Regions from separate parts of the Mus musculus genome. Here region 2 is linked to region 1. Evidence: chromatin loops called from intact Hi-C (ENCODE). Cell type or tissue: left cerebral cortex. All regions are shown on one strand. Links, peaks and the distances in the headings refer to the core of each region. The heading gives the core; the rest is flanking DNA. Region 1 overlaps Ssbp3 (single-stranded DNA binding protein 3). Region 2 holds the start of Ssbp3 (single-stranded DNA binding protein 3).

Region 1 (8,000 bases), core at 1-8,000:
CCTGCTGTGGCCTGTGCCCGTTATGCCACACTAGTGTCACTGCTCAGGAACCTTGACAGCACCCACTTTGGTATCCAGCTCTAGGAGTATAGAACAGGTCCTGCCACCAAAGAGACCTTGGCTCAGTATTTTCACAAACGAGTATTTTCACCAGGACTTCTCAATACCTAAGGTGCCAACCTGTGCAGTCTCTGCAAATACCTTCTCATTCAGCTCTTAGATCACTCTGAAGTACAGACAGTAAAGTGCAGAGAAAGTCCTAGGCCAAACAGCCCCAAACAGGTCTGCCACTCACTGGGCAAATCCTGTTTCTTTATTCACTGTCCTACTGGTGCTTCCTGGAATCCCTTGCTACAAAGGATTCACGTACATGGTCATGCTCTAAGTGCCAATTATGTCCTGGCAGGGTGGGGGAGGGGGTATGTGAAAGAGGGGAGAACAGGCAGGGCTCCAGAAGGGCAGGTCATTCTAGGCAACAGCTCCAAGGGTCAGGCGAAGGCAGCAAGAGGGCAGAGACAGGCTCCCTCAGTCATCACCACAGTCAGGTAGGTATCATCCTATGTTTGCCAGGAGGCAGAAAGGCTATCAGAGAAAGGCCAGAGGCTGAACAGTGGGTGTTGTCAGAGAACATCCCAGGTCTGCCACTGTAGGCAGGTCTCACACAGCACAGATAATCACATTCACAACACCCAGAAAAACAATAGTGCCACCATCACCATGAAGGAGCGAACTCATGGACTTCTAGGCTATTACATCTGTTTGTTGTCATTAAGACATCTCACTATGTAGCCCAGGCTGGCCTCAAATCTGGGATTCCCTTAGTTCAGTCTCCTGAGTATGGAGACCAGGCACCACCTTGGCTGGTTTAAACGACTTCTCAACTGAGAAGGAAAGAGCCCTCCCTCTCTCACCAGTGAGAAGCAGAGGCTGACTAGGAGAGGTGCCTTTGTCTCAAGGTAACTGGTCCCTCTTCACTTTCTTAAGGGACACAGCACCTACCTAGGACACATCCCAGGGGTTAGATTTCCTGCTTTCCGATGTCACAGCTGGGGAAAGCACAGTTTAGATCCATCTCTGGGTGGAGACAGATCAGGAGAGCAGAAAGTTCCTTTCCTGCCCAGGGCCACGCCTGCTCTTAGAACAGAAGCAAGGGAACCCTAGACTCGGTACTCTTGATAAAAACAAACCAACCATAGCAGGAAAGAAGCCCTCACTTTAGAACCCTCATCTGCTTCTTTGCCTAGCAGGGCTCTTACCTGCAAACTGCTTCCCATGAACTGACAGTCAATTATCCTCCCTATGTGTGAATATGCTGACCTATGTCCCAGTGGAATATGACGTACATTCCTCAGCAACCTTTCCCAAACTTACTGATGGAGTTCCCCCTCTACCTGTCACTACCTGCTGGCATCCTTCTAGCCAGACTGGCCACAGTCTGGTTCATTTCATATTTTCCTAGAGCCATCCACCCGTTTCTATAGTTCCTATAGATGCAAGTTGTGCTTGTACACTGCCCAGACAGTAGACATGACACACTGGCCAAGTAAGAATGGGAGCAGTGTGAGGACACACACTTTGGATCCTGTAAGCCATGGGCTGGTATCAAAGAGCATATATCCACTTCTGGAACTGGGAAGCTGCAAGTTCAAACAGGCAGGGATTTTCAGGCCAGGACACCAGGTTCATAATTAGCAAGTGCTGAATTACTTGAAACCAGCCTGACAAAGAGAAGTTTAAAAACAGAACAAAACAAAAGAAAACAAACAAAAACACACCAGCCATTTTTACTCTTACCTAGGTCACCAGAGATAAGTGGGGAGGCAAGCTATAAGAGGAGCGAGGGCCGGGACCCTGACATCTTGAGGACTGCTGCTGCTATTCTGTACCTATCTTTTCTGCCCTTACCTTCAACCCTGGGGCTCCAAAAAGCAAAGATCAAACAGCATTCCTGCCGCTCCCCAGCTGACACCTAGGCCTACTGACTGTCATCAGATCATACTGCGTACAGGCTTGCACACATGTGTGGTGTGGTGTGTGTGGTGTGTGTGTGTATGTCTGTCTGTCTGTCTCATTCTTCCTGTATTTGTAAAAATACATTAGATGACATTTTCAAGCTCAACTCAATCCAAAAAAAAAGTCAAAAGTCTCACCAGAGACATTCATCAATAATTAAAATAAAAAGAAGAGTAGAAGGGGTTTTGATTTCTAGTAAGTCAGAGATTTGTTTAAGTTGCAGTTTTGTTTTGTTGTGTGTTTTGCAGACAGGGTCTTACTATGTGGCCCTAGAGAGCTGGACTGAGAGATACCCATTTAAGACTACTCTTTGGGGCTAGAGAGATGGCTGTGTGGTTAAGAACATTGGCTGTTCTTCCAGAGAACCCAAGTTCAAATCCCAGCATCCACATGGCAGCTCACAGTGGTCTGTAACTCTGGCTCCTGAGGCTCTGTGCCCTCGAAGCCATTGAGGAAGAGAACACCAATGCTCATAAAAATAATAAACCTTTAAAAAAGAAAAAAAACCCTAGTCTTTAAAAAACGTGTAATAAAAGACAATTTCTGTCTGGAGGTTCATGCAAGACAAATATCACTAGCTTGGGATAATTAGAGAGAGAGAGAGAGAGAGAGAGAGAGAGAGATGAAATGCTGGACTGAGCCATCACCACAACTAAATTATACTGCTCTTCTGACAAGCCCTAAGGGGCACACACAGAACAAGCTCCTGTGACTCAACTGAGGACACCTCAGAGGTGCCAGCACAGGTACACAATCGAGCGCTCTGGCTGGGGCATTTAAGATGATCAAGCTGATTCTGTAATCTTATTAACACCACTCCTCTACTAAGCTGCCCTGAGTCTTAGCCTGAAGGAGTCAGGCCTGAGTCCTGCCCTGGGGGAAGTAACATCCAATTTTGCCTCTCAGCACCCCCCAATATCACTGGTCACAGTGCCCACACTGGATGGAGCCAGGTCCAGATAACCTTGGCCAGCACAGACCTATTTGGCAGTGGAGGAGGCTAACACGGTAACCAAGCAATACCAGTTCCTCCTGAGCACAGCTAGAGGGCAGAGTGCTGGCTGAAACAGCTAGCCTTGCCTTCTGAGGATATTTGGGCAAATGCCCCTATGGACTGAAGGCCATGAGAAATTTTTTGTCCTTACGCACATATACAATGAGCTGAGAGATCTCCAGGCGGTCAGAAAGTTGGCTTCTCTGCCACTCGCTGTTGCTGACACCACTCAGTAACTCAAAGACACTGGAGTGGTCTTGAATCCCCAACTCCCCAATTGTCCTGTACTCAGAAATAACCAAAAGCTTTAGCTGCTGCCAAAAAAGAAAACAGAAAGAAAAACCGCAGGAACACACCAAATCCATGTCCAGCTCCTTTGCCCCTTGGAACAAAACCCATTGGAGACACACACAAAGAAGGGAGGCAAGACAAAGGAAAGGCCAGGTCACACTTGACAAGGAGCTTTCTTGTCGTTTCCAAAACAGAACTGTCCTCCATTAAAGCGCTCTTGTTGCTCGGATGTTGGTGCGGGAAAGGAGGGGCTCACAACTCTCAAACAAAAGCAGGGCCTGGCGGGTGGGGAGGCCTGGGCAGGCTCTGTCTCCCTGCACCTTGTATGCCTTTGAATGCCCGCAGATCTAGGTCCAGGGCTGGCAGCTGTCTGTTATTATCTCAGCAACTCCAAGGGCCCCGGACCAGGGAGTGTGTCCCGAGCAGGTGAACACCATCTGCCTGGCTCTGGTGAGATGTTCCTCTTCGTGCCTGCTGCTGCCCGCCAGCTGTATGGCCCAGAGGAGTCACAGGGAGTCTACGCACCCTCCCAGGACAGTACTTTAACCCTAGTCAAAGGTCCCTCTCCCTTGGTCATCACCTGGCATTTAAAAACACTGGTCACCTCTGAAAGAAAAATTTTAAGGTTTTCTGTCAGGGAGGATGTGCAGAGTGTGGGACATAAGAAAACAAGAGCCCACTGACACACCTTCCCAGAGGCTAATTTTAAGAAGGGTTTTTAATTGATCTATAAAGAAAAAATTCTACCTGCCTTTTAAAAAGCACTCCCTGCATTAGCTAAAACATTCCCAACACACCCTAGCCCATTTCCTCCCTCCCTGGCCCTCCCAGTTTTAATGGGGGTAAGTGGCTCCCTGATGCAATCTACAAGGCCGGGTGGATCCAGACCACAGGGAGGGAAGAAGCCGGGTGGGAAGCAGGTCTGCTGGGTCGGGTTCACAAGGGGTGACTCTGAAGGTCTGCAGTTCTGGCTCTGCCTTTTCACTCCCCTTCCCTCTCCTCCTTCCCTCCACTATTTTATAGGTTCCTGCATTTTTGCTGCTGGGCTACTAAACAACTGTAGGTGGTATCCTACACCACATGACAAGCCAGTGACCCACCCTGCTCTAAGAGGCCGACTTATGGGTCTCACCAAGGAGAAAGGTTTTGGTGGATAGGTAGGATAAGCCTGCCTGCCTGCCCTTGGGTCTGGATTTGAGGATGGGGGTGATGGCACCTACAGGAAGCATCATGTGTCCTCATTCTTGGAAGGAGTATGCAGAAGGGATACACCCCTAGTGCCATTTCTCTGGGGCTCTCAAGCAATAAGAATTCTGCAGCTGGACATACTGCTTCCTGGGGTGAGGAAGGTCAGGCAAAGGCGGTCCCTGAGTAGAGAGCTGGTTGTCCCAGAAGGGGGCAGCAAAGTGAAGGTCTGATCATGGGCAGCCACCAAGCTCCAGAGTCTGAGATAGGACCAGGCTACATGCGACACACGGCAGCTCAAATGCCCACGGAAAGGGCTCTCTTTTCCTGAACAAAAGCCAGAAAGGATGAGCCCAAAATGCCAGAGGCAGCTCCTGAAGAACCCTGGGTGCTGGTGTGCTCTTGGGACTCCCTAACTCGCAGGACCTGTTGTGGAGCTTAGCTTGTAAAGACAGAGGAGCTTGCAAAGAGCTTGTGGAAACAATGGCAGGAAGCCGCTGGCCACACAGGTCCCTAATCAGAAGTGAGTCAGCCAGCCACAGGGCTGAGCCATCCTGGCTTCTATCCTCCATCACCATTGGGAAGAGAGGCAAAGAGAGGCCACTCACTGCACTGAAGGAACAGGCCTTCTGCACCCGGAGCCCACATTGTAGTCAAGTTCTAAGGTCTTCAAGTGGAGGACAAGCTAAATTCCTGTCAGCACACAAGCCGTACCAGTAAGGCAACTTGGTGGGTAAGAACACGTGCTGTGTAAGCATGAAGACACACACAAAAAGCTGGGCATGGCCACCTGTGCCCTACTATAGCACTGGAGAGTACAGACAGGTAGATCCTGAGAGCTTTGTATCTTACCAGCCCAACCAACAACCAACCAACCAACCATACACACAACCAACCAACAACCCAACCATACAAACAAACAAAAACTGTGACAAGAAGGGACAAATTTGCTGGGTGTGGTGGCGCATGCTTTTAATCCCAGCATTCGAGAGGCAGAGGCAGGTGGATTTCTGAGTTCGAGGCCAGCCTGGTCTACAAAGTGAGTTCCAGGACAGCCAGGGCTATACAGAGAAATGAGAAACCCTGTCTCGAAAACCAAAAAAAAAAAAAAAAAAGGAAGGGACAAACTTAAGGTCATGAAATCCCCCAGCCCAGAGCAGGGGCTAAAGGGGCTAACATGGAGCATGTGTCCAGTCCCCCTAGACCCCTGCATAGTGACACATCTCAGTGAGTCCCTCTGTGTGCAAGGAAGCCCCACTGACAACTGATCCTCACAGTGCTAGAAACTTTCGCCAATAAGCTGCTGCCGCCTTTGACTTAGTTCAAACCTCCTAGCCCATGCCAGGGGCTGCTTGTAGCTCCCACCTTGTTGTGGGAGACACAGAGCCTTATAACACTACACCCTGTGGGAGCTATTAGACTGTGAGTCTCCCCTCTGGTGCCAGGTGATGGATCCAACTTCCTGAAAATATGCATCCTCCTTGAATCTACTTCAGAAAGGCAGGCCTAGGTGGGAGGCTAGGGAGGGGCTGGGATGGGAAGGAACATCCTGTCTGCATCAGAGCAGGGAGGTGGCTCTGGAGCCACTCATGTGCACTTCAGCCTTTCCCCCCTCCTCAAGCAGGAAGTGTTCACTGGACGAACAAACATGCATCTGGGGTCACACTAGGGTTAGGGCAGTGGAGCCAACTCTGATTTGTGGAAATGAGCCATCCAAGACAATGGGTCTACAAGCCACAGAAATCAGCTCCAGATGCAGGCCAGAGACAGCGGCCTAGGGACCTGCAGGGTAATCAATCCTGCTGATGGTTTATTCTCCAGAGGAAGATCTGGGGGAGGGGGCTGTACCGCGTGGCTCCAGCACAATGGGAGGCAGCTGGGAGCACAGCCCCAGGACGCTCCTCTAAAGCCTGAGAATCCGGTCGGCTGTTCTGCCTCTGGCCTTCCTATCTTCAGCTAGAACCCGGGAGGGAGCAAGGGACACACCGCACTCAACCGTATGCCTGTGCCCTGGAGTCAATGTCCAAGGCCTCACATGGAAAGTGTAAAGTGTGAGGTCTTAGGCAGCCCTCCCTCTGCAAACATCACCTCTGCCCTGTGTCTGGAGTGGATGCTGCTTAGGTTCAGAGAGCTGGGCTTTCCGAAACTCCAGAGCAGGGAGTGGGAGGGCCTTTACTTTTAGACCTAGGAGGCAACCAAGTGGCTGAGATGGGAGACAGAGGGAACCAAGGCAGACAGGCAACAAGGAACTGAGCTGGAGCCAGTAGCCAGGTCTCCCTGATGAACCCGAGGCTCCTCCTTGCCAGCTCCCAACCTGGACTTAGTCTCCAGGCAGAGAATTACTTGGCAGGGCTGGGAGGGAGGGAGAGTGAAATGAAGTTCTGAGGATCTACTATGGAGCACAAGCATCACGGACAATCAGAAAGGAGGGCGGCGCCCCATTTCACTGAGCTCTCAGGTCCACAAGAAGGCTCTTCTACATCACACACTGTGACGTGCAGAGACATGGCTGTCACCCTGGGCCCTCACCTGACACATGGTTAAGTGCACAGGTACAGGAGTTAACTAGATGAGAAGTTACAGTTGCCAAGACAAGAATACTGAACTTAAATTCCTTTAGGTTCTGCTTTAAAATTACTTTGTCAAAGGGTGTTTCTGAAGTCTGTAGAGCTGGGTCTCACACCAGTATAGAGGAAGCTGCCCCGTCTGGCGTGTAAAGCCCATGCAGTCAAAAGCTACCTATGTACTGGCCAAGAAGGGAATAGGAGCCTAACCTCCCTTAATCAGCAGGAATGGGGGAAGGGAGTTTAAAATCTCAAGAACAAAAGAAAGGCAGAGCTTGTCACTCTGGCCCTGATCATCCATGGCACCCTATCCAACCATCTGTCACGTCATATAGAAATTCCCTGTGTGTGATTCTGTCTGCCTGGAGTGACTGCTGGCTCTTCTCCATCTCCCAGTCCCACTGAGCTTGGTGCCCAAGAGGCCCCACAAATACTCTTGAATAAAATGATGCATCAGGGTTTATACTAGAGCCTTCGGTGCACAAAGCCAGCCCTGGGGTACTCATTTCTTGATAGTCAGGCTCTCTAGGCCACAGCTTACTTCCTTTTGCCATCTCTGAGAGAAAGCGTAGGCAGCCATCTTGATCCAGCACAATGGATCAAGGTCACGTGTGGTCCACCTGGGACTCCCTTCTTACTTCTTGGAATATGGGATAACGGAGAGCTTACTGCACTTCACCTATACCAAGTGCTGTGCAAGCAGGCTAGTGTGTAAGGTAGGTAGTTAGAGCTACAACAGTATCTATGAAGAGCTAAACCACAGTAAAAGTACAGTTAGGGCAAGTCTTTCTGTACTGCCTGTGTCTGTGTAACAAATAAGTCAAGGGCCTTGAAATGAGCCCATCCTTCCTCATCCAGTCACTTCTGGGGATTTACCCCAAGGAAGCCATGGAGAATGAACTGCAAAGGTGTTCACTGCAGTGCTGTGTAGAGTGCAGGATAAGAGGGAAGGG
Region 2 (12,640 bases), core at 1-8,000, 77 kb after region 1:
CGAGGAGGAAATAAAGACCACTGCCAGTTGGCTGTGCACTCGCTTTTGATACTAAAGAAGTTAGAGCCATCCAACCCTGTAATTATTGCCAGGATTAAAAATTTGTTACTCACATAATCATGAAAGGCTTTTGCTTCACTTGAATGTTCACAAGTGTCTCTCCTTTCAGGAGCTGCACAGTAAAGGTCCCAAAATACACTGCAAATAGAAAAAACAAAGTAAGATCAGGTTACTAATTATTACTTGTGTACACAACAGGGAGTACAGGACGCATGGTACAGCACCAGCTCTCCCAAAGGCTCCATCCTACCTTACAGCACTGGACAAACTCAGCACATAAGATAACTGGACGCAACCGCTCCTGGCAAGCCAGACGTCTGTAACAGCTGCCATGTAAGCAGCTCCTCTATGCTGGGTATCTCCCATCAGTGACACTGTTTGTGGTTAGCAGTCACTAGAGCTCACAAAGGTCAGCACGGCCCGCCCCTGGTTTGTCCACAGAGGGACTTGGATGACATTCTGCCCATCTCGGGGCTCTGTCCCTCTCACCACCCCAAACCAAAATGGCTGCAGCGTAATGTAAAAAGGTTACATTGTCAAAAGTCAGAACACGACCATGATTCATCTGCAGCGCAATCTGGGTGACTCCAGTAATGAAGGAGGCCTTATGGGTTCTTAATCCTTTAGCCTGCATCCCCACCTGTCTATGAGGCAAAAAGAAGGAGCTGTGACAACCAAGAACCTTACCCCTGTCACTAAGCAAAAGGGCCTCCTCAGACAGCACCCATCCAGTACAGAGAAAGTGGGCAGGGTGAGCGCAGCCCAGGGCACAGCACTCAAGACCCTCTGTAATTCTCTGTGATCACTCCAACACTCCACAGTCACAAGAACAGAACAAGTGCCGTCTCCACTATGAGAGTGCTACACAAACACAGGACCTTAGAAACGCCCTATACCAGAACCAAGGCCTAGCCAAACCCAGCTTGAAGGGCACAGTGAACACTGAAACTGAGGTCTAATCTGACTTGTGGTCCAATGCCGCTGGCCCCATCACAGCAAGCTCCACTGTCATTAGAAAGCACCCCCTTCAAGGAGTGCCTAGAACAAAAACCCATCCTCAGCACCCACCCACCCCCAAAAACAGCCGCAGAGTAAACATCCTAACAAGCCAGAGACCACAACCCCTGACAGCCACAACAACCCCTGACAGCCACCACAACCCCTAACAGCCACCACAACCTGAGCCTGTACAGCCAACCTTCCACTCCTGGAACAAGGATTGAAAAGCCACAGGACTTGACTCCAGGAGCCACAGGACAACCAGGTCTCTGCACAACTGCAGATGGAGGCAGGGACTACTCTCCTCCTCCAAAACTGCTTCCTGGAAAGCCCACACTGCAAAGACTTCAAGACACCCTCATTCCCAGCACCCTCAAAATAACGTCTACCCACAAGCCCAAGTTTCTTTAAGACCCACAGCACTCAGATCCATCAATCCCATCAACACGCTCGCTCACCTCTAACAGCCAACCTATCACCCACTCCCGCAGGTGGAATCCTTGCGCCACACCACCCGCCTCCTCCGACCAGGCAGTTGGGTGGTTGGCAAAGGCCATTAAAAACTCATTTTGTCTGCACAAGTTAGAACAGACACTTCATCCTCCCGATGTTCAAAGAGCCTTGAAACAGTACCCTGAGCTGGCAGTCAGGTAGTGCTAACATCCCAACGACACTACACTTGACTCAACTCCACCAACATATCAAAAGCCACCCCTCCTCCTTTCTCCTTTTCAAAAGGATGTGAAAGAGTCCACCTATCAGCCCCACAAGACATCCAGGTCACACACTCAAGACAACTAGCTTAAGGCTCTGACCCTGAGCTTCCCTCCTGCCTGCAAAAAAGACCACAGGCTGCTCAGGCCTGGAGAGAGGGTCAAAGATAAGGAGAGCCGGTCCTGAACAAGCTACAGGCATCCTGCCAGGCCACCTCTGGCTGGTTAAGGTTCTCAGTAAAATAAGGCTTTGTGGTTGCAGGGATGCTGGGGGGGTGGGGAGACGGAGAAAAGGAAGGTCCAGTCAGTCTGAATCAGTGTCTCTACAGGAAGTGCGGCCCTTCTTGCTTTTCTCATGGTCCCTGGAAAAGGCCCAGTGGAGACCTCTTAAGGTTTGGCGTTTCTGGACGCAAACATAAGGGACAGGCCAGTTGCAGAACGGACCTGGTGTCCCCTCCACCCGCCCTGCCCCCACTCCTCTAATTAAAGCAGCATGCAGGATTGACAAAAAAAAACCCTTCCAGCTCTTTCTAAGCCCCCTGCTTGGTGCCCCAGAGTGAGATGGAAAAGCATAACAAAATTCAGTCAGTCCCCACAGGCGGAGAAATGCCAGCAAAAACTTGAGGCAGCACGCAGCCTCTTCTGCCCACTCTCCCTTGCCAAGCCTGGTCAGATCACCCAGGGGTGCTTGTCCGTAGGAGGCAGAGGCTAAAGGTAGAGGGCCTGCTCTGGACCCCCGTCTTTGTTCACTTGGACCCGGACCTCAAAACAAAACACACACACAAAACTATCACACAAACTTACCACCACCACGAGTGCAGGAACCCAGGCGGTTCACCCAGTGTGATGTTTTTTTCCCATCGAATCTAGAAAAGAGGGAGCGGAGGCAGCTTAGAGGGGCAGAAAGGAGGGGGACGCAGGGCCTTCCCCAGCCAAAAGGCTGTGAAGACCAACTAACAATAAATGCCAAAAGGTGATAAAAATTCAAAATGGTGGCCACAGTGGCTGCTCCTGAAAACAAAGGCTCTAAGAATAGTGGGGAGGAGGGGGTGTCAAGAAACTGGATGCTAGGGAAAGAGAAGGAGTCCCACTCACCTCTGATAAGAAGGTCTGTGCAGATTTCTGTGCTCCTACGTGCAGTAAATATTCGTAGACGTATAAAGCTAACCTGGAAAGTGAGGAGTGAGAGGAGAGAGAGAGAGAGAGAGAGAGAGAGAGAGAGAGAGAGAGAGAGAGAGAGGTCAGATCACATTAAGGCTCGCTCTGGACCCTGCCAGTGACTGTGAGCCCGGTCTGTGCCATCCCATTGTGGCCACGACAAGAGGTGAGTACCTATCACCCCAGACAGAACAGCTAGTGGGTGGGTACCACAGACAAGCTGCACCAAGCCGCGGGAGCCGGAGACCGGTCCCCAAACTTGAACTTCCAAGTGGCACTGGGACTAAACCCACCTAGGTCTCGCAAACTCGCAAGCCCCTTACAAGAGCCCTGCCTGAGCCACCCTCCTTTTCCCAGCCCACTTCAGCTCCCTGCTTTAGCCCAGCTTTGGGGTCCGAACGGACTCGGTCCCAGTCCGGGTACTTGGCGCGCTCTGGAGAGGGCAGCAAAGCGCCGCCCTCAGCATCTCCCCCTCAAACAACTGTCCCCCAAGCCTGGGGCCGGGCCGGCGCCGCCAGCCCAGCCCAGCCCAGCCCGGACGCCCCGGAGCGCACCGGGCTGACGGGGAGGCCGCTGGCTGGGTAGGGAGAGCGCTCCCGGGCGAACAAAGCCCCCGGCACGCACTCCTCACGCCGCGGGCGGACAAAAGGAGCCTTCGGGGCTGCAGAAAGCCACGCGCCCCCTGCCCGCACTCGGTGGGCAAAGTAAGGGCCCCGCGCCCAGCGGGCCGAGCGCACCGGCTCCGAGTGGGACCTCGCCCACCCTCGTCGCGGACCCCCGCGCCCGCTCTGCCCCGCGCCTACCAACTACCCTCGCCCACCGCTGCCCTGCCGCCCCTTCAGGGTGCCCCAGCCTCCGCCGGCGCCCAACAATGGGCTCTCCACGCCACCGCCGCCGCCGCGGGGCAGAGACCCGGGCCCCAGGGGCACCAGGCGGCGCGACCCCCGCGCCCACCTGCCTCCCGCCACCCGCGGCGCGGCCCCACTCGCGAGAGGCTTACTTTTCCCGAGCCTGCCCGTCCGAGGGCACCGCCGAGCCTTTGCCTTTGGCAAACATGGCTTGCAGAGAAGAGGGCGCCGAGCCCGCCGCCGCCGCCGCCGCTACCGTCCGGTCTCCCGAGCTGCCCTGCTCCCGGCCCCCTCCCGGCGCTCGCCCGCTCGCTCGCACTCCGCTCGCCGCGCTCCCTCCCTCCCAGGCGCAGGCTCCGCGCTCTTTCCAGCTGTCAAAGCGTCAGCCCCGGCCGCGGCCCCATCGCCCTGGAACTCCTCCCGCGCCGGCTCGGCCTGAGCTGCGCCGCCGCCCGCCCGAAGCCTGCAGCTCGCTTGCTCGCGGCCCGCGCGCCCGCCGCCCGGCTCCGCCTGCGCCGCCCTCTGCGCCTTCAGCACCGCTGCCGCTGCCGCCGCCGCCGCCGCTGGTCTACTTGGAGCTCAACCGAACGTGGCTGCCCCGGCAGGAGCGCGGCGGGCGTCCACGCCCCGCGACGGACGGCCGCGGCGGCCAATCGGCGCGCGGGGGCGGGCCTGGAGGCCGAGAGGGACGCCTGTCAGCACGGCCGCGCCAGTCCCGCTGCGCCTCCTCCGCGAGCCGCTGCCCGCTCGTGCCCCGGCCGGGGGAGCGGGGGGCGAGCCTTGGCGTTGGGGTGGGGCGGTGACTCGAGGGGCTCGGGCGTGGACTGGAGCACCCGGCCGGCGCGGCGGGGACTGGGCGCTGCGACAGCAGGCGCGGACCCCGGCTGGCCCGGCGCGCCCCTTTCCGCGTCGGCCTAGCCCCCAGCGCCCCCGCCTCCCCGTGCTGAGCGTACCCTCAGCGGGCCAGGACCCCGGCCGGCCCTGCTCCCCTCTCCGCCCCACCCCGGGCTGCCTGTGCCCAGCCCTGCCTCCCGAGCCCCGGCCAGGGCTGCACGCGGAGCTGGGCGGCCGAAGCTGGCGCCAAAGCGCGCGGCTGCTTCTTTACTAGATCGTTAAAATACTTTGGGAAACCCCAAAGTGGAGCCGCGCGAAAATGGCCCTTGGCGTGCTCCAGGCAAGCTGTAGGAGGGAAAAGAGGTCTTGGACTAGAGGGAAAGAGAGTTGATTTCTCTCAAATTTCTGAGGTTTGCTAGCCCTGGCAAGTTAGCCTCTCGCCTTTCCACGGGAAAGGGTTCCGTTTGGATGAGGGACGTCACCTGGACGCCTCGCGACTCGGAATGCGCGCCGCAGAAATCTCAAACTTCAAATAAATGGAGCTAAATTGGAGAGTAGGGGACCAGAGTCGGGCGTGGGGGGAGGGGAAGCTTCCATTGTCAATGACCCAGGTGTACAATGGGAAATGGGGGGTTGGCAGAGTGACCAAGCTTTTTGCTCACGACTCCTTTCTGTCCACTCGAGGAACCCAAAAACCTGCAGTGTATTCTCATTGGAGTCTCCAAATCAAAAACTGGTGAGATAAGGGATGGCTCCCCATTTTCATACTGTTTTTAGAGCGCGGTTCTCTTTAAATGTGATAAAACATTGTCGGCACTGTCTCTTTAAAAGAGTCAAGCAGAAAAGCTGTGTAAGCGCTGATTGGCTGCCTGTTTGGATACATCTTTAGGGGAGCCTTGAAACTGTTAGCCTAGGTTGATTTTTTTTTTTTTTAACTGCGCTGTTCCAATAAACAAGTAACGCCCCTCCCCCTAACATGCCTCACACCAAACAATTAAAGGATAGGTCAGTGTCCTGGGGAAAACACGTTTTAAGTAGGAAAACTCAGAACTAGATTTCAACAAAATAAACAATAATTCCCTACCATTAAAGTTTGCTTTTTTTGCCCTGCCGAAGAGAGAAAAGGGGTTTTTAAAAGAAATGCCCCACGGCAAACGGATCTGCACTGGTTCAGGAAGGAGACTCCGGGTGCATTTTTGGAATAATGTTCTACACTTGTAACAGCCTCCCTAAATTAGAATACAGCCAAGCACCGTGGACCCCTCTGGACTCTGCTCTCTGCTAGAAACCAGAGCTCAGACAGAAGAAGGGCAGAAAAGAGAAACACTGAGACCTAGTTTGGGGATGCCAATGCCAGCCCCTAGTTTAAAGGTTGTCTTGTCAAGAAAGGGAGAAGCGTGGAGGTTGGGAGTTGAAATACAATGGTAGGAGAGAAAAGGAAATAATTACAGTTATTTTTCCCCCTAGGCAGTTTAATTTAATAGGGCCAACTTAAGGTACCTTTAGAGCCCGCGCTAATTAAATCGGTCTGCTCATACCCTTCCTCTGGACTTCCATTTTTGATGGGCTAGGAATGGTCAGAGATGGTTTGTCAACACAGTGACTCATTGGTGTCTGCAGGTCCCGCAGATGAGGAGGACCAGTTGGGTCTTGGGGGAGGGAAGGCACTGCCCTTCGGGGGCCCACTGCCGAAGCCCCCTCTCCGGGTTGGCCATGCCTAGCAGCCCAAGAGCTGAGCCACCTCAGAGCCCCTTGCTCATCCTCGCCTGTCAGCTGGCAAAGGTCTGGGGGAGGAGGGGTCTTTTAAAATCTCTGGATAGTCTGATGTTCCAACAGGCTACTATTCCTCTTGCCTTTTCTCCTTTGCAAACGGACTGGCCCCTCCTTCCTGGGCATGTGTGAGAGGAAGGGGGGGGGGGCTGTTTGTTCGGAATCTCTGTGGTCTGCCCTTTGTGGAGGCTTGACAGAGTGAGGCTCCCAGTGGGTTGGTTGGCTAAAGGAAACAGTGAGAGAACCTAGGCAGAGAGACCAGAGGGAGGTGTCTTAGCTCTTGGCAGTGGAGAGGCAGCTAAAGGGTTCCCTAGAAGACAGACCTTTCTCCAGCCCCAGCTAGCATGCTGCAGCTGGCAGTTATCCAGAGTCTTAGTCAGATCATAAGCAGGCCCAAACACCCATAGGTGGCCTTTCTGCCCCTAACTTATCTTTTCCCACTAGGTTCTCCTGCCTCCCTTAGAGCACATTTTTGGGCTGACACCTCTACTTGGAATGCCCCTCACCCCAAGCCCTTTCTCTCAACTATCTTCAAAACCTAACACTCCTCCACAGATAGCGCCTTCCAAAACTGCCTGCTCCGATCCCGTCAGCTTGGATCTCATTTGTTCAACTGAACCTACAAAGAAGTCCTCCCTCTATCCAGCCCATTGTGTAAGCCACTTGTTTACTGTCTGTCTGCCCCACCAGACAGAAAGGGAAGACCTACATTTTAATCATCTGGGTATCTCCTGAACCCAGCACAGGTTCCATACCTGTGTGTATTCGGACCTAACGGGACACCAGGGGACCCAGGGGAGGAAAAAAAAACAACACCCCAGGCCTGAAGTAGCTCTGGGCTGGGTGAAGAGATAAGAAACTGACACCACCCACAATAGGATTAGATCAGACCACGCCCTCTGCTAAGCCCCACCCACCACAGCCTCTTCCACCTGGAAGTACTATACTGTCACATCCCAGAGTGACCAAGCCATTTCTTTCAACTTCTCCTCTCCCAATCCTTTTGTTTCAGAACCTGTTTATTAAACACCTACTATGTAGCATACGCTACCCCGAGCACAGAGTAGTAACCCAGACATAAACACAACCACTTATCCTGTGAGGCTTCCACTGTTGTAAAACTCTCTGCTGGGAGCCTCTTCCTGTGACACACGACTTCCTTACTCCAGCTGGACGGTCGAATCCCCTACTGAGGGACTTCCTGTGCACCCACCCCACCCCCCACCCCGAAGCTTCCAGGCTGCAAGTAAGTTACTCCTCCAGCAGACCAGATCCGAGTGCCAGGCACCAGGCTACACCTTACTTGAGTGCGATCCACTAAGCACACCCCCCTCCACCCCCATAGAAACATGACTCCACTCCTTGGGGTGAGGGAGCTTGCCATTCCACTGGGGACTGCCACATCCAGCGACGATGCTAAAAGAAACAAGGATCAGGACAGATGAAAAACTAGCCCGCTTCTTCCTCTCCCAAGACTGCGGAGGGTTGGAGCGGGTCAGGCCTTGGAAAGGTAGCAGTCGAAAGAGACCTGAAGCCAGTGAGCTCAACCCAAGGAAGCCGTGCTTGCCAAGGACGCCAGGGTATCTGGTTTCCTCTGGCTGGTTCTCAGCTCTCTTGGTGGTGTGGTGGTGTTCCTCACAGCTGCTGGAGGCTAAGCCCTCCTCCCCTCTGAGCCTGTTGGGACAGAAGCTTAGTTAGCATCCAGCCCTTCCCCCCTCCTGCCCCCAGCACAGTCCAGGGAATCCTACGGAGATTCTTCCATCAAAATCGCCACCAGCTCTGCAGGAAGCCTTGGCCAGCCCCTAGTCAGCCCGGGTTTGGGCTGGAATTCCCCCCCCACCCCCGGGCATTAGGGGCTCCCTGGGAAGGGTGCAAATTCCAGCGTCTGAAGACCTGGTTTCCAAGTCCCCATTGCTTTGCTGGAAGCCTTTGGGCAAGAGGTAGCCCAAGAGGAGCGTGTCCTGTCTGGGTAGTGAGGGTCTTACTGTCCAGGGCAAGGGCTTGAAGGCAGAACTAGGGGAAAGATAGGGAGTCACATTCCAGGCTATTTGGCATCTGGATGGATGGGGAGCAAAGAAGAGGTCAGGACTGGAGAAAGTTTCTGCAAACTGAAAAAAAAAAAAAAAAAAAAAAAAGATGACCATTGGGGCTGGAGAGGGGGCAAGTAAGAAAGAGTAGTTGCTATGGCTGAAGAAAGTTGGCATTCAGCTCCTGGTGCCCCGTTAGGACAGCTCTCAGCCACCTGGAATCCCAGCTCCAGGGGGCCCAACAGCACACAGACATATACATATAATTTTTAAATAACAAAAATTCATACTTTTGGTCAGGTAGTACTGGTGCATGCCTTTGATCCCAGTAGTCTGGAAGAAGAGCCAAGCAGATCTAAGTTTGAGGCCAGCCTGACCTACAGAGTGAGTTCTAGGACAGCCAGAGCTACACAAAGAAACCATGTCTCAGGAAAAAAAAAAAAAACTTTTTTAAAGAGATGGTCACTAGCTAGGCATTGTGGTGCATGCCTGTAATTCCAGCTGTTGGTATCAGGACCTCTGAAACCCATGACATCACATAGGGGGGACCGAACACCTGTTGCCAAGGCAACAGCCACCATATTCCCAGAATCCACTTGGCTCACCTCCCACTTTTACCTGTCACGTCATCACCCATATATTAAAAAAGGCCCCATATCTATCTCTCTCTCCCCCTCTCCCCCTCTCCCCCTCACCCCCTCTTCCTCCCATTCTCTTTCTGCCACCACCTTGCCCCTCTGTAGAACTGTTTGACCTGGTGTGGTCCTGGTTGACGATCATAACACCAGCACTCCAGGAAGTAAAGGCAGAAAGGTTCAGGAGTTAAAAGCCAACCTTGGCTAGGTTTCAGGTTCACTGTGCTACATAAAACCCTGTTTAAAAAGAAAAAAAAAAAAAAATAGGGGGCTGGAGAGATGGCTCAGCGGTTAAGAGCACTGACTGTTCTTCCGAAGGTCCTGAGTTCAAATCCCAGAAACCACATGGTGGCTTACAACCATCCGTAATGACATCTAACGCCCTCTACTGGTGTGTCTGAAGACAGCTACAGTGTACTTACATATAAATAATAAATCTTTTTTAAAAATGAGATTTAAAAAAAGAAAAGAAAAAATAATAATAATTCCAAGCCAAAAGGAAGTAGCACAGGCCTTTCATTCCCAGCACTCACAGGCAGAGGCAGGATGCTTACAGGTTTTGCTAAAGAAGAAAGAAAGTGGATTGGAGTTTAAAGTCAAACATGCTTTGGAATGCCTCTCAGTAGACATCATAATTCGATGTTGTAGTAAAACACGTTTTAGGAAATGTATAGGATGGGTCTAGTTTGAGCTAGAAAGCACCTACTATGTGCTCCGTGAGTATAGGTAACTATCAGAAGGCCATGTCCAAATGGCTTCTAGAAGTGGCCACTGACTACAGTGGTTCCTCATTCCACTTGGCCTTCTGTGGGGTCTCTGTTCTCACTTCTGCTCTCTTAATAGTTGTGCCCTCATACACATACATACACATACACACACATACACACACACACACACACACACACACACACACATACACACACACACTCCCTGGCAGCCCCTTACTTCCTCTAGGTCAGTAGCGCCACTCCCTCCCTAAGGAGCCCAGAGAAAGACACCTGGTCACTTCCAGTCTGCTTTTCTCCATAGCAACCATCACCACTTGCCAGAGTATATGTTTATTTATTTATTTATTTTCTCACCTGCCTTCCTCATTAGGGTTGGGGCACTCGGGGGGGGGGGGGGGCTTTATCTTAAAGCTGAATGATTCATTTAGCAAGGGGATTCTGAACTCCTGGCCTTGGTGGTGCACTGGTCAGCGATGGGTGTACAATAGTGAGAGCAAGCTGATGTCTCAAGGACCCTTCTGTGTGGAGCTAAGAGGCCAGCAGAAAAGACAAGGTTAATTCCGCAGGCACGCAGGTACTTAAGTCATTACAGACTGTGCCAAGTGCTAGGAGCAATCAAAAAAGAGAGGGCCAGACAGCCCAGACAAGAGCAAACAACAGCAGACTGATCGGGTGGATGAAGGCCGGTGGGGAAGGAGGGTTTCTCCAGAGAGGTGACCATAACTCTGTGTTCTAAAGGATGAAAGGAAGAAACTATGGGGGCGTGGGTGAGAGGGTTGAGAGGGGAGTTGGTGGCAGGAAGAGCTCTGCCAGGGAGAATTATTGATAGCTGGCCCTTACCTCACGGTAGCCGCAGAAGGCTCCTATGTTCTGTGCATCTTGCTTGCTATCATGTCAGAGATTGCGCATGACACAAAACAGGAGTTGCCTAAGGGGGCGCTGCCAGGTAACAGTGCAGGAAGCAGGCAAATGAGCAAAGACTGGGGTCATACCCAGCAGGGTGGCGGTTACCGAAAAGCAAGGCCACACACAGCAAACAGGAAGTGAGGAGAGTTGAGGATGTAGAGATGTAGGAATCCATCTGTACTGTTGGTGGACATAGGAATCCATCTGTACTGCTGGTGGGCAATGTAACGACCTCTGCGAAGAACATTGCGGAAAGTTACCTCAAGAGCCATCATTTCTATTTCTGAGAACAAAAAGCAGGAGTCCAGCTGCACATCAGTGTCCACAACAACACTGCCACAAGGGCCAGAGGACGAAAATGACCCACATGGGGCTGGAGAGATGGCTCAGCGGTTAAGAGCACTGACTGCTCTTCTAGGGGTCCTGAGTTCAATTCCCAGCAACCACATGGTAACCACATGGTGGCTCATAACCATCTGTAATGGGATCCAGTGCCCTCTTCTGGTGTGTCTGAAGGGTGCAACAGTGTACTCACGTACATAAAATGAATAAATCTTTTTTTAAAAGAGAGAGAGAGAGAAGAAAATGACCCCCATGTCCACCTATGAATGGGTAAATACAATGGTACACCTCATGGAGTAGTATTCAGCCTTATAAAGGAAGGGAGAGGAGGAGGGATCATAGCAGAAGGGGAAAGGGAAGGCGATTTTGAGGAGGCATGGTGACATAGCCCTGTAATCAGAAGCCAGGCTAAAGCAGGAAGATCATGAGCTACAGGAGGGGACGCTGTATTCAAAAGGAAGAAAGGAAGAAAATTAAACATTTTCAAAAAGAGCTGAGTATAGAGGCAAAAAACTGATAATCCCAACACTGGGGTGGAAGGAGTACGAGTTCAAAATCAGCCCTGGCTACATACCAAGTTCAAGGCCAGCCTGGGATAGTTGAGATCCCGTCGAGAGAGAGAGAGAGAGAGAGAGAGAGAGAGAGAGAGAGAGAGATTCTTATGCATATTTCAACGTGGGTGACTTAGGTCTGCTAACTAACAAAATGCTAAGGAACAATCGCTTTGTGAGTCCACTGGTGTAAGGAGTCACACTCAGGAGGGATATAGGGAACAGGGACAGTAGGTACAACTGCAAAGATGGAGAGACTCTGGAGTCAGACATGTGAGGCTGCCCAACCATGTGGACTCCATGCTACCCACTCTGGACTTAGAATAGTTAACTCAGTTCCTTGCATGGAATGTGGCTTTTACTTTTTTTTTTTTTTTACCTTTATTTTCATGGTTTATTTATTTTAGTTTATGTACATTGGTGTTTTGCCTGCATGCATGTCTGTGTGAGAGTATTCTTTCCCCTGGAACTAAAATTACGGACAGTTGTGAGCTGCCATGTAGGTGATGGGAATTGAACCTGGGAACTCTGGAAGAGCAGCCAGAGCCCTTAAACTCTGAGCCATATCTCTAGACCTTACCATATTTTTGGTTGGTTGGTTTGGTTTGGGGGTGGGGAGTTGGTGGTGGTGGTGGTGGTAGTGGTGGTGGTGGTGGTTGTTATTGTTGTTGTTGTTGAAACAGGCTTTCTCTGTGTGGCCCTGGCTGTCCTGAAACTCATTCTACAGACCATGCTGACCTTGAACTCACAGAGATCCCCCTGCCTCTGCCTCCTGAGTACTGGGATTAAAGGTATACACCACCACACTGAGATCACTTTTTTTTTTTTTTTTTAAATTCAGGGAAATTAAAACCTGAGCTGAGGCAAGGGCTACAAGAATTTCTTGCTAGGGGACATCATGAGGCTCATAGGGGCTACCTAAGATGCAAGATCTGGAATCATGGCTAAAGTAATCAGGAGTGGGCCAGGAGAGGCACAGAGAGGCCCCTGGTAGGCGTAGGGGAAGAGTGGGATAGAGTGGGACAGAAAGGACTCTGTGAATTTGAGCATGCACCCACTGGACATTTAG

What was found. Peaks named below come from ENCODE experiments on the same cell type or tissue, not always from the same donor. Only the 100,000 strongest peaks of a DNase experiment are listed, where the experiment ranks them.
Region 2: it touches region 1 in a loop (5-fold over the local background); 22 of 42 quality-filtered maps call a loop at or near these places.

Annotation. Positions count from the first base shown.
Region 1 is chr4:106,984,862-106,992,861 of GRCm38, reverse strand. All of the region lies in intron 4 of Ssbp3 (single-stranded DNA binding protein 3), which reads right to left. Among named protein-coding and RNA genes, the nearest start is that of Gm12786, 38 kb to the left of the region's middle. In left cerebral cortex, for the core only: CTCF peaks have their summits at 3,049 and 4,669 (motif pointing right); DNase peaks (open chromatin) are centred at 3,031 and 4,703.
Region 2 is chr4:106,903,203-106,915,842 of GRCm38, reverse strand. Ssbp3 (single-stranded DNA binding protein 3) reads right to left here and starts at 4,373. Exons shown (of 18, transcript NM_023672.2): 1 at 3,931-4,373; 2 at 2,868-2,940; 3 at 2,577-2,638; 4 at 114-198. The coding sequence starts at 3,986. It overlaps Gm52672 (a long non-coding RNA gene), which reads right to left and starts at 10,726. Exons shown (of 3, transcript XR_003955091.1): 1 at 10,613-10,726; 2 at 9,164-9,281; 3 at 8,251-8,490. In left cerebral cortex, for the core only: a CTCF peak has its summit at 3,374; DNase peaks (open chromatin) are centred at 4,380, 4,943, 5,468, 6,748 and 1 more place; H3K4me3 peaks cover 4,858 bases; H3K27ac peaks cover 2,957 bases.